Regions from separate parts of the Homo sapiens genome. Here region 2 is linked to region 1. The links are chromatin loops, found by intact Hi-C in ENCODE. Cell type or tissue: PC-3. All regions are shown on one strand. Region 1 overlaps NRF1 (nuclear respiratory factor 1). Region 2 overlaps NRF1 (nuclear respiratory factor 1).

The links. A loop is a pair of places that touch in the nucleus more often than their neighbours do. Peaks named below come from ENCODE experiments on the same cell type or tissue, not always from the same donor. Only the 100,000 strongest peaks of a DNase experiment are listed, where the experiment ranks them.
Region 2: it touches region 1 in a loop (4-fold over the local background); 1 of 110 quality-filtered maps calls a loop at or near these places.

The regions. Positions count from the first base shown.
Region 1 is chr7:129,736,670-129,741,669 of GRCh38, forward strand. The region is part of intron 10 of NRF1 (nuclear respiratory factor 1); the gene reads left to right. Among named protein-coding and RNA genes, the nearest start is that of MIR182, 31 kb to the right of the region's middle. In PC-3, no CTCF peak of the experiment used is centred here; a DNase peak (open chromatin) is centred at 3,042; H3K27ac peaks cover 1,641 bases.
Region 2 is chr7:129,688,575-129,693,574 of GRCh38, forward strand. NRF1 (nuclear respiratory factor 1) reads left to right here. Exons shown (of 11, transcript NM_005011.5): 5 at 1,832-1,972. Among named protein-coding and RNA genes, the nearest start is that of NRF1, 79 kb to the left of the region's middle. In PC-3, no CTCF peak of the experiment used is centred here; a DNase peak (open chromatin) is centred at 2,337; H3K27ac peaks cover 1,470 bases.

The DNA.
Region 1 (5,000 bases):
GTATTAGCTTTGATTGAATGTGTAACTAGACCAGAGGCATTCCCACCCCCACCCCCACCCCTGTTCATCTCCAGCCCACAAAAAAAGGTTAAGAACCTCTGCTACAGAAGGTGGTGGTGAGGATCATTTAACTTTGTAGATACCTGGTATAGCACTGAGAGTAAAAGGAGGAGCAATGGAGAGGGGAGGTCCCGCAGAGCTGGAGACCCTAAAAGCTGAACCTCTAACAAGCTCTGTAATCTTAGGCAAGCAAATTAACCTCTCTAAGCCTTAACTGTAAAAATTAGGATAATGATAGTTCTGTACTCAGAAGGAAGTTGTGAGCATTAAACAAGATGATTCCTGTCAAGTTCTTAGCATAGTGCCTGGCACAGGGATGCATCATAAATATAAAATTCTTTAGCTGTCAGCATCAATTTCTTCTCCATCATTCCTCACATATGTTGGAGTGCACAGTACTATGTAGACGCTGCTTTCCTGTCTTTAAGACGGATCCGAATGCTTGCCTTTCGCAGATGAAGATGTATGTTGCAGAGGTGGATGCTGTAAAAATGGGACTAGATTAGAAGCCCTTTCTGTAACCTTGACTGAAGAAAATACAAGGTGACATTGTTTAAAGGCTCTATCACTTGCCTTTGTCTAGGGCTGCTGTTCTCTTCTGCACATAGTTTGCGGTCATGAGTGTGGCCTTTTTACTCCTAAAATGGCACAATGTGTCTTCAAATCTCAACAGATGCATTGTATTTCAACTCTATCATGAAAGGTAGCTTTTGCCATTTTTTCCTTTTTGTCACCACCATCATCCATTTTTACTTACTGCATGTCCCACTGTTCCAACTCTTTAAAAATGAGAGGGATGATGCCAATCCTCCACATGTTAGACTGTAAAACACATCTCCTTCCACCTTTTTCTGTGTTCCTTGTTCCCTGGACACATCAGTATATGGGCTTGTTCTCACAAGAGTCCACTGAGATGTAAATGTTAATTTAGGAACTGTATTATTGTTTCTCCCCAAAAAGGTTGCTGATGTGCTATTCCAGTGTGTACTAAATCACTTTTTGCCTCATTATTTTAAAGTTTAAATAAATGAATGTATTAAATAGTCTTAGTGTAAGAGTGCGTTTTCAGTCACCATAAGCATAATAGCCTTAAAAGTGCTGTTGTGTTCTATGACACTGTGATACTATTTGTAGCTTTTATCCAAAGATGGTAAGCTCAGTGCCTCAGGACTTGAAGCAGGCAGCCCCTAAGCAACTGTTTTTTGTGTGAGCTGTGAGTCCCAGGATACAAGCCTCTCATCTTCAAGGTCCCCAAAGAGCAGCACAGCTGGTAGCTGTGGATTTTTAGGCTGCCCTCCTGTAAGGTAAATGGTCTTTTCCACCCACTCCCTTGTTGATAGAGTGCCTTGAGAGAAAATGAAGACACTAGAGTGCTGGTCTCAGACTGCGCTGAGGCATCGCCTGTTCTGTAAGAAAAAGCAAATGAAGATTCATGTGTATTACAACTGTTTCTCCTTTGGAATCACAGGCCTTTTTTAAATAGAGGGGGAGGAGGGGATAGTCCTAGACCTGAAAAGATTCCTTCTTGTAATATAAGGAGAGCTGTGAGCTGTGGATCAAAATGAAGAGGAGTGAGGGGAGTATGCAGCGTTGCCTGTGGCTCCAGCTGAGCTGGGAGCCGGCGGCTTTTCCTGGGAACTGTATGTGGTGCAGCACCTTGGGACAGCAGTGTCTCTTAGTGTCTTCCACACGCCCCCCTGGGAAATAGGCTTTCTTTGCAGACAGGGACTTTCCCATTTAAGTCAGCTAACTTTTCTCTAAGATGAATCGTTTTCATTCTGGGAAGCATGTTGGTAGATGTCATACCAGGAAAATAACCATTTCAGTCGGCTGTAATTTTGCCTTTTGGCTATACACATTGAGCATAATTATTTAGGGTCTTCATCTTTTTCCTTTCATTGTCCATTCTTTCATTTTGTTTTTTTACTACTGCTACAACCACCACCACTGCCACCATCATCTTCTTGCAAATGGCTAAGCAGTGTCTGCATTATTCTACCTTCACCCAGTAAACTGAGTAGAATAGATCTTCTGAGCCCTGTTCAGAAGCAGCTAAAACCGGGACTTGCCCAGGATCTGTCAGCTCTTAAATAGTAAGACTGGAAATCATACCAGATCTCCAGTACTCTTTCTACTGCCCAATGAAACTCCCTTCTTCCCCTTCACTCCCTCTTGCCAGCTTAGCCTACCTAGGAAGTAAAGAAGGCATAATACAAATGAAAATCATGGCCTTTATTATTCATCTGGTTATGCTAGTACTTGGTGTGGTGACTCCTTTGCAGGATTATTTTAAAGAATGGTGGCAGCTATGTTTTACTCACTTTAGAAGTCAAAGACTCACGGTAAATCTTAGCAGAGGCAAATAAAAACATGATACCAAAACCTAACATCTAAATCTGTACTGTCCAGTATGATAGCTGTTAGCTACATGTGGCTATTTGAATTTAAATGCAAGTTGATTAAAATGAAATAAAATGTAAAAGGTAGTTATTAGTCACAATCATATTTCAAGTGCTGAATAGCCACATACGCCCTGAGATACTGAATTTTTAATTTAATTATAATTTATTCACATTTAAATGTAAACAGGCACATGTACCTAGTAGCCACTTTAATGGACTGTGTAGATACAGAACATGTCTATCACTGAAGACAGTTCTATTGGGTGGTGCTGATCTAAGGGCTATATCAATAACACTGTGGTCTCCTGGCAAGTTGTACCCTCTCTGTACAGGGGAGGACAACACAAATACTTCATGAGCTTTGTCTTCCAGTGACCTTCTCAGCTCATAAACAGCATGGCTTTGCTTTTAAAAAAAAAAAAAAAATCTACCCATGTGACTGCAGTAATCCGCAGCCAGTAAACAGCAGGGTGGGAGGGTTGCGAGGAGAACTGATCTATTTTTATGCACTGCAGAGTCCAAGCAGGAAAACCTGAGACCGGAGACAGTGGTGACATCAAGACTCACTTCCTAGTGAGTTTATTCATGACTCAGGCCATGTGCATATTTCCACTTGGATTCCTCACAAGTGCAAGTTTCTCTTCTAGGCTACAGGTATCTGCAGCCAGGTGCTGTAATGGATTTATAGTAGCCCGCCAAAAGATCAAATATCTGAAGCCTGACGGGTCACAAAGCTGACAGGAGCCATGACTATTGCATGAATTCCAGATTTCACAGTGAAACAGAGCTGCTGCTGAAAAATGGGAGCACAGAGCTGTTCACTGGGGCTCTTGATTCTAGACACTCAAAGAGGGGTACAGTTCTCTGCCCCATGTGTGTTTCTCACCCAACCTTTTCATGGTGTTGAGGAGGGGAAGGGACAGCTCAGTGGTGATTCTTCACTTCTCAAACGTGTCCTCCTCCTCTGTCTTCATAATGACCTCCTGAAGTCCAAAGTGCCTTCCAAAATAGCTCTTGGAAAGAGGTGGCAGTTTCCTGACTCCCCAATCTCCCCCATCCTGGGAGATGTGTTGATGGCACTAATTTGCGGGGTAGCAGAGACTATAGTCCTACTCTCTTTACTGGCTGGGGCATTGGAGGCATGCAGTAACTGTTGACTACCACTGCTACAACTGCTGTTATGATTATTACCATTATAATGATTAATCACTCACACCGAATGGGAAGGGAAGTAACCTTCAGAGGTTCACTCTTAGTACTTCTGGCACATATGCTTAGGGCCAGGGCCAGTGAGTCTTCATTCGCAGAGAGGTGGTAGTGAATCTCCCACAAGGATCCCTACTTCGGGAAGCCTGTGTTCCTGGTGGAAGTCCCATCATATCCCTCAGGCATACTGAGATTCTCTTCTCTAGAATTACCAGGCCTTTTCTGTCACTCCTCAGGCATACCCCCCGTAGCTGGAGGGATTTCCAGTTGCCAGGGTTCTTTGGTGCTTTTCTTTGCCTCCTGCAGAGATGCTGAGCTGTGGACACCTTCAGAAAGACCAGCACTGCCTCATGAGAGTATCTCCTGTCCCTCTTTGCGGGTTTAGGTTCCTTGTGTAGTCTGCACATCCAGAGGGGATGTGTCATTCTCTCTCTACCATTATAACCTGGGGTGGCCTCGGGCATTCATCGTTTATATGCCAGGAATTGCTAACCTAAGCTCTGCTATTTGAAGGCTTAAAGACTGCAGATCAAAAGTAGACACAGAGGGCCTTTACAATGAGATGATAGGCCAGTAGCTGTCATTCTTTATTCTTAGTGCTCATCTAAGCCATGACCATGTCCTTCAGATGTAGCTTTTAGATACTTTTCATGTGAAAGACTGGATACCTCTAGTCGACATGTCAGGGCCCCAAAGGAATCAAGTCCCTTTGGCATACCTTCATGTCCTCTTTTTTTTGTTTTTCTGTACTTCAATAGATGCAAATTCATTTACTCTTTGGTCTGCCTGTGTTGGGTATTCTCAGCTTGGGGAAACTCAATGAGCCAGCACACCATCCTATGAACAGAACACCAATCTGAGCCAGGGACATTCCGAGCAGACAACTCAGGTCAGGGCTTCCGGACAGATTCCCAAGGTCCCTGCCATCTGGCAGATGGACACCACTGACTGTGGTCTCCTCTCCATCCACGGTGTCCTCAAGGCCAAGTTACATGCTTCTTTGTCTCATTCTCCTTCCCTTTAGGTCCGCAGATCTTTCGGAGTCTTTGTATGTAAAGGCAGATTTTGGTCTTAGATTATTCCAGCTCCTTATAAACCAAGACTGAATCTTGTGCCTGTCATTGTGAGCGCTATTCTGTAAAGGGATTTTTTTTTCTGGCATACCAAATCCAGAGCCATAATTGGACAAGTTTAATTGGAGTCATTTCTATTCAATACATGGATGGCAAAGTGGGTTTTAATTGAGCATGTAAAAAGGGCATTAATCACTGTTCACACAGGAATCACAATATTAGAACAGGAAAAATTCTTATAAAGTTTTTCAGGTTCTTG
Region 2 (5,000 bases), 48 kb before region 1:
TAAATAAAAGAGGTTTAATTGACTTACAGTTCCACATGGCTAGGGAGGCTTCAGGAAACTTAACAATCATGGCAGAAGGGGAAGCAAGGCACGTCTTACATAGTGGCAGGAGAGAGACAGAGAGAGAGACAAAGAGAGACAGGTGCGGAGAGGGAATGCCGGTGGAACTGCCAAACACTTTTAAACCATCAGCTCTTATGAGAACTCACTATCACGAGAACAACATGGGAGAAACTGCCCCCATGATCCAGTCACCTCCCACCAGGTCCCTCCCTCAGAATGTAGGAATTACAATCAAGATGAAATTTGGGTGGGGACATAGAGCCAAACCATATCACTAGGCTTATAAGATTCATTTGTGTGTGTGTGTGTGTGAGTAGGCAGCATAAATACTATCTAGACTACAGGAACATAGCAGAAAATACAATCCTGTAAAGTTGCTGTGGCAACATCAGCTGCTTATGTTGCAATAAATATAATGGCAATAATTTTTGAAACTTTATTTTTTATTAGAGACCAGGATACAACTGAATCTCTGGAAAGATAATGAGTCTACCAGTTTGTGCTATTTTTCTCTTATCCCCTTAGTTATTGACCTATTTGGAGGATTCTTCAACTGCAGAAGTTGCACCATGTAGCCAGTAATAATATTTATTTTTCCAGATGCTTGGGGTAGAGTATGGGAATTTTTCTTTTTTAATCCACATAATGAGGTATTTATAAGGAAGTGTATAGAGTCCAGCCCACTCAGCAGACAACCCAGGATTCAAACATTGCTGGAACTTCTAGTCAAACCTCATTTTCTCTTCCATTTGTTTCCCTAAAATAGTGCCTTGAGCCCAGAAAGCAAGTTAATTTCCTAGCCCACTTGTCACATTTCCATAATTCCATGGCTTCTTTGTTATTCCCAGAGGTATCCTCATACCCCTTGTGTATTCTCCTAAGTGAATGAACCCATTTTTTCCTCTCCCAAGTTCCAGGCATTCAGATGAACCCATTATATTGGTGGTTGGAAGACCCAGCGTCTGTCCACCCTTTCTGTTCATGATCGAATGTGTGCATGTCCAGTGTGTTACTGTTAAGTTGAGACATGTAACTGGCAGTAGTGGGAATGCAGACAACGAACAACAATATCTGGTTCCAACCTGGGCTAGAGCTAAAGGCGTCATGGGTTGGAGGTTCACTTCTGTCACCAAGCCCTACCAGAAGCAAGGGAGATTTGACCTATGGGGCTCCCTTTGGCCCGGGCCTTACCAGTAGTGGCACTCAGCTACAACATACACCTATCAGTTTTTTTTCTCTGATTCTTTTCAGTCCAGTCTCTTGTATGCTTGAATCTCCTGTCTGTTTGGTAGTCTGGCTTTGCAGGAATGTAGCAGCAGTTTTGAATGAATTGGTTACTTTAAGTTTTAGAAATGTAAGTCCTTGAAGATCTTGAAAATGATTTTGGTGATGAGCTGCCACAGCTGGTTGTTCAAGCAATGGCCTGGGAAATGCAGAACCATGAATACCATGCCTGTTAGACCTGGAACAGGCAATGGCACCCTCATTGAGAAAATGTGATTTTGACTAAGAAGCAGTATTTCTGGAAAATTTTTTCACTGGCTCTCTTCTATTGTTGTTACCTGCAATTTCATCATCTTTTCATTTAATTATGTTCAGTATGATGTCTTTGGGACCAGTGGGTATTTTTATTTGCTTGTAGAAGTGTTTGTTTTTAAGGCTATGCAATGGCTCAGGAAGGCCAGCCCCACCCACTCTCTTGTTGCTTGGCACCAATCCTCCCTGGTTGTTGGGCATCTTGTTTACTTCTGCCCTTAATTCCCTGCAGGTGCGTAAGTACAAGAGCATGATCCTGGAAGACCTGGAGTCTGCTCTGGCAGAACACGCCCCTGCGCCACAGGAGGTTAACTCAGAACTGCCGCCTCTCACCATCGACGGAATTCCAGTCTCTGTGGACAAAATGACCCAGGTGAGGGGTGGGAGGTGAGGAGGAGACTCAAAGACAAGTGGCACAGGTGTGGGCGGGCCTCTGATCACTTTTCTGCATTTTGTCCTCAGTGATCTGACCAGGGAGTGAGATGCTGACTGGAGTCTTGTAGTGAAACAGTAGCAGCCTTGGAAAAGACATTATAGTGCCAGAAAAGTGCTCCCAACCAAGGGCATGGCTGTGGTCTCCTCTTTCTTCTGGCAGTTTTTTTTTCCCTTTCACTTGGGCCTTTGGGTTGGATTTAAAAAAAAACAAAAAAACTTTTAGCTTGGGGTTGGTCTGAACAAAAGAACATTAGGAGTTTAATGAATCACAGTCAAGGTAGCCAAGTAAACTTTTAGCCCTCGGGCTGCTCTGCTCCTCTTTCAATGTAAATTCTAAATACTTCCATAATTATTACTAAGTACAGCTTCCTTCCGCAAGAATGTAAAAGTCAGAGTGACAGTCTTCTGAGTCGTTGATTTCCTCTTCCTTTTTAAAATTTTTATTTAAATTTTACGATTTCTAAAGATGAGGGTCTCACTGTGTTGCCCAGGCTGATCTCAAACTCCTAGGCTCAAGCGATCCTCCTGCCTCAGCCTCCCAAAGTGCTGGGATTACAGGCATGAGCCACTGTGCCAGCCTGATTTCCTCTTCCTTTAAGAAGGGAAGTCAAAAATGTACTTAGCATGATAAATCAGCATACCTTAGTAATTTTTATGAAATTATCCCCTTTATATATTTTTAGTTTAGCTTCATCAAAATCAAACACCTTTTTAACATATTTTCCCACCCTATTTATTTATTTATTATTATTATTATTTTTTTTTTTTTTTGAGACAGAGTCTCGAGCTGTGGCCCAGGCTGGAGGGCAGTGGTGTGATCTTGGCTCACTGCAACCTCCGCCTCCTGGGTTCAAGCGCTACTCGTGCCTCCGAATAGCTGTGATTATAGGTGCGGGCTACCACACCTGGCTAATTTTTGTTTTTTTAGTAGAGATGGGGTTTTGCTGTGTTAGCCAGGATCGTCTCAAACTCCTGACCTCATGTGATCCGCCTGCCTCGGCCTCCCAAAGTGCTGGGATTACAGGCGTGAGCCACCACACCCAGCCCACCCTATTTCTTTATTAATTTACTTCTATCTTGCTAAATCCACTTGTCAGGTTTTTTTCCTTATCTTATTCAGTCTTCAGCAGCATTTGACATAGTTGATTACTCCTTAAAGCATCTTCTCTCTGTCTCTTGACCACACCCTCTTCTGAAGATCCTCATCCTTCACTAGGTGCTCCCCTCATCCCTTCTGGGGCCCCTCTTCCTCTTCTTACCTGATCATCGATATGCTGTTTTCACCCAGTTTACCCTCACTGTTAGATGTCTGGTCCTCACACGCCCCAAACAGAACCTTTGGTTGTTCCTACTCTCCACTCCACATCTGTTCCTCTCCAGGCGTTCCCCATATCAGTTAATCGAACTACTGTCCATCTGGTTGCTCAAGTCCCAGTATAGAAGTAATCCTGATTTCCTTGTTTTGCCCTCTCCCTCCACATTCCCCTGCCACCCTCCCGGTGGCAGGTCATGTCAGTTCACCTCTGAAATGTACCCTGACTCTGGCCATTCTTCTCACTTCCCATCAGCACCCAAGTCCAAGCCTTTAGCATCTCTCATATAGCCTATCCACTGTGGTCTGCTGCAGTCCATTCTCCATGTAGCCATCATAGTAGTTTTTTAAAAAACTTAAATCATGCCGGACGTTGTAGCTCATGCCTGTAATCAAGAGGAGGATCCCTTGAGTCCAGGAGTTCGATATCAGCCTGGGCAGCAGGCTGGTATTTTTTTTGTCTCTACAAAAAATACAAAAATTAGCTGGGGCCATGGTGGTGTATGCATGTAGTCTCAAATACTTGGAAGGCTGAGGTGGGAGGATCGTTTGAGCCCCAGAGGTTGAGGCTGCAGTGAGCCGAGATTGTGCCACTGCACTCCAGCCTAGGTGACAGAGCGAGATCCTGCCTCAAATAAATGAGTGAATAATGAATGAATGAATGAATAAATTTATTTATTTATTTAATTCAGGCCATATCACTTCCTTGTTTAAGCCCTGTAATGGTTTTCCACTATTCCTAGAATCAAATTCAGACTCTGCCATGGCTTTGAAGGCCCTATGTAATCTGACCTCTTCCTGCCTCATCATCTTCCCCTCAGTCACTGGGCTGCGGCCACTGTAGCCCTCTTTTCCTCAAACACCCTGCATCCGTTATTTTGCTTTTGCTGTTCCCTTTGCCTGAGTATTGTTCTCCCAGATGATTGCATGATGGACTTTATCTTATTCAAAGTCTAGCTCAAATATCACCTCTGAGACAAGCCTTTCTTGATTATCCCACCTAAATGAAGCTTTCTTCTCCCTACCAAGCCACTAATACATCCTCTGTGTTCTTGTCTGTATAACACTTGTTACTACCTGGAATTGTCTCATTTATTAACTTGTATACTTATTTGTGGTCTCCCCAGCTAGAATTTCAGGAATTTAGTTTCTGTCCTTTACTTCTGTTCAGTATAGCTGCTCAGCTTCTGAAATAACATGTTATCTAAATAATAGTATCTGTTCAGTAAATGACTTCAGAGTTAGAGCAAAAATGAGTTAAGCGCAGTGGTGGGGAACAGGATCGCAAGTCCCCTGGGCAGTTGTTTACTCAGTGTGGACGCTGACGCTGCTGCTCAGGGGTGGCACTTTTATTTTTTATTCCATCTGAACCAGCAACTTGGTCTGAAGTAATACTATATTTTATAAATATAAACCTAAATAGTGATCTTTTGATTGTTGGATTCATAGCCCTTTCTGTGGACACTGGAAGGATCTCTAAATAGTGGTTCAGAAAGGAAAGCATATCTAAACCAAGCTTGTCCAACCCACGTCCCGCAAGACGCATGTGACCCAGAATGGCTTTGAATGTGGCCCAACACAAATTCGTAAACTTTCTTAAAACATTATGAGATTTTTTGGCGTTTTTTTTTTCTTCAGCTCATTGGCTGTTATT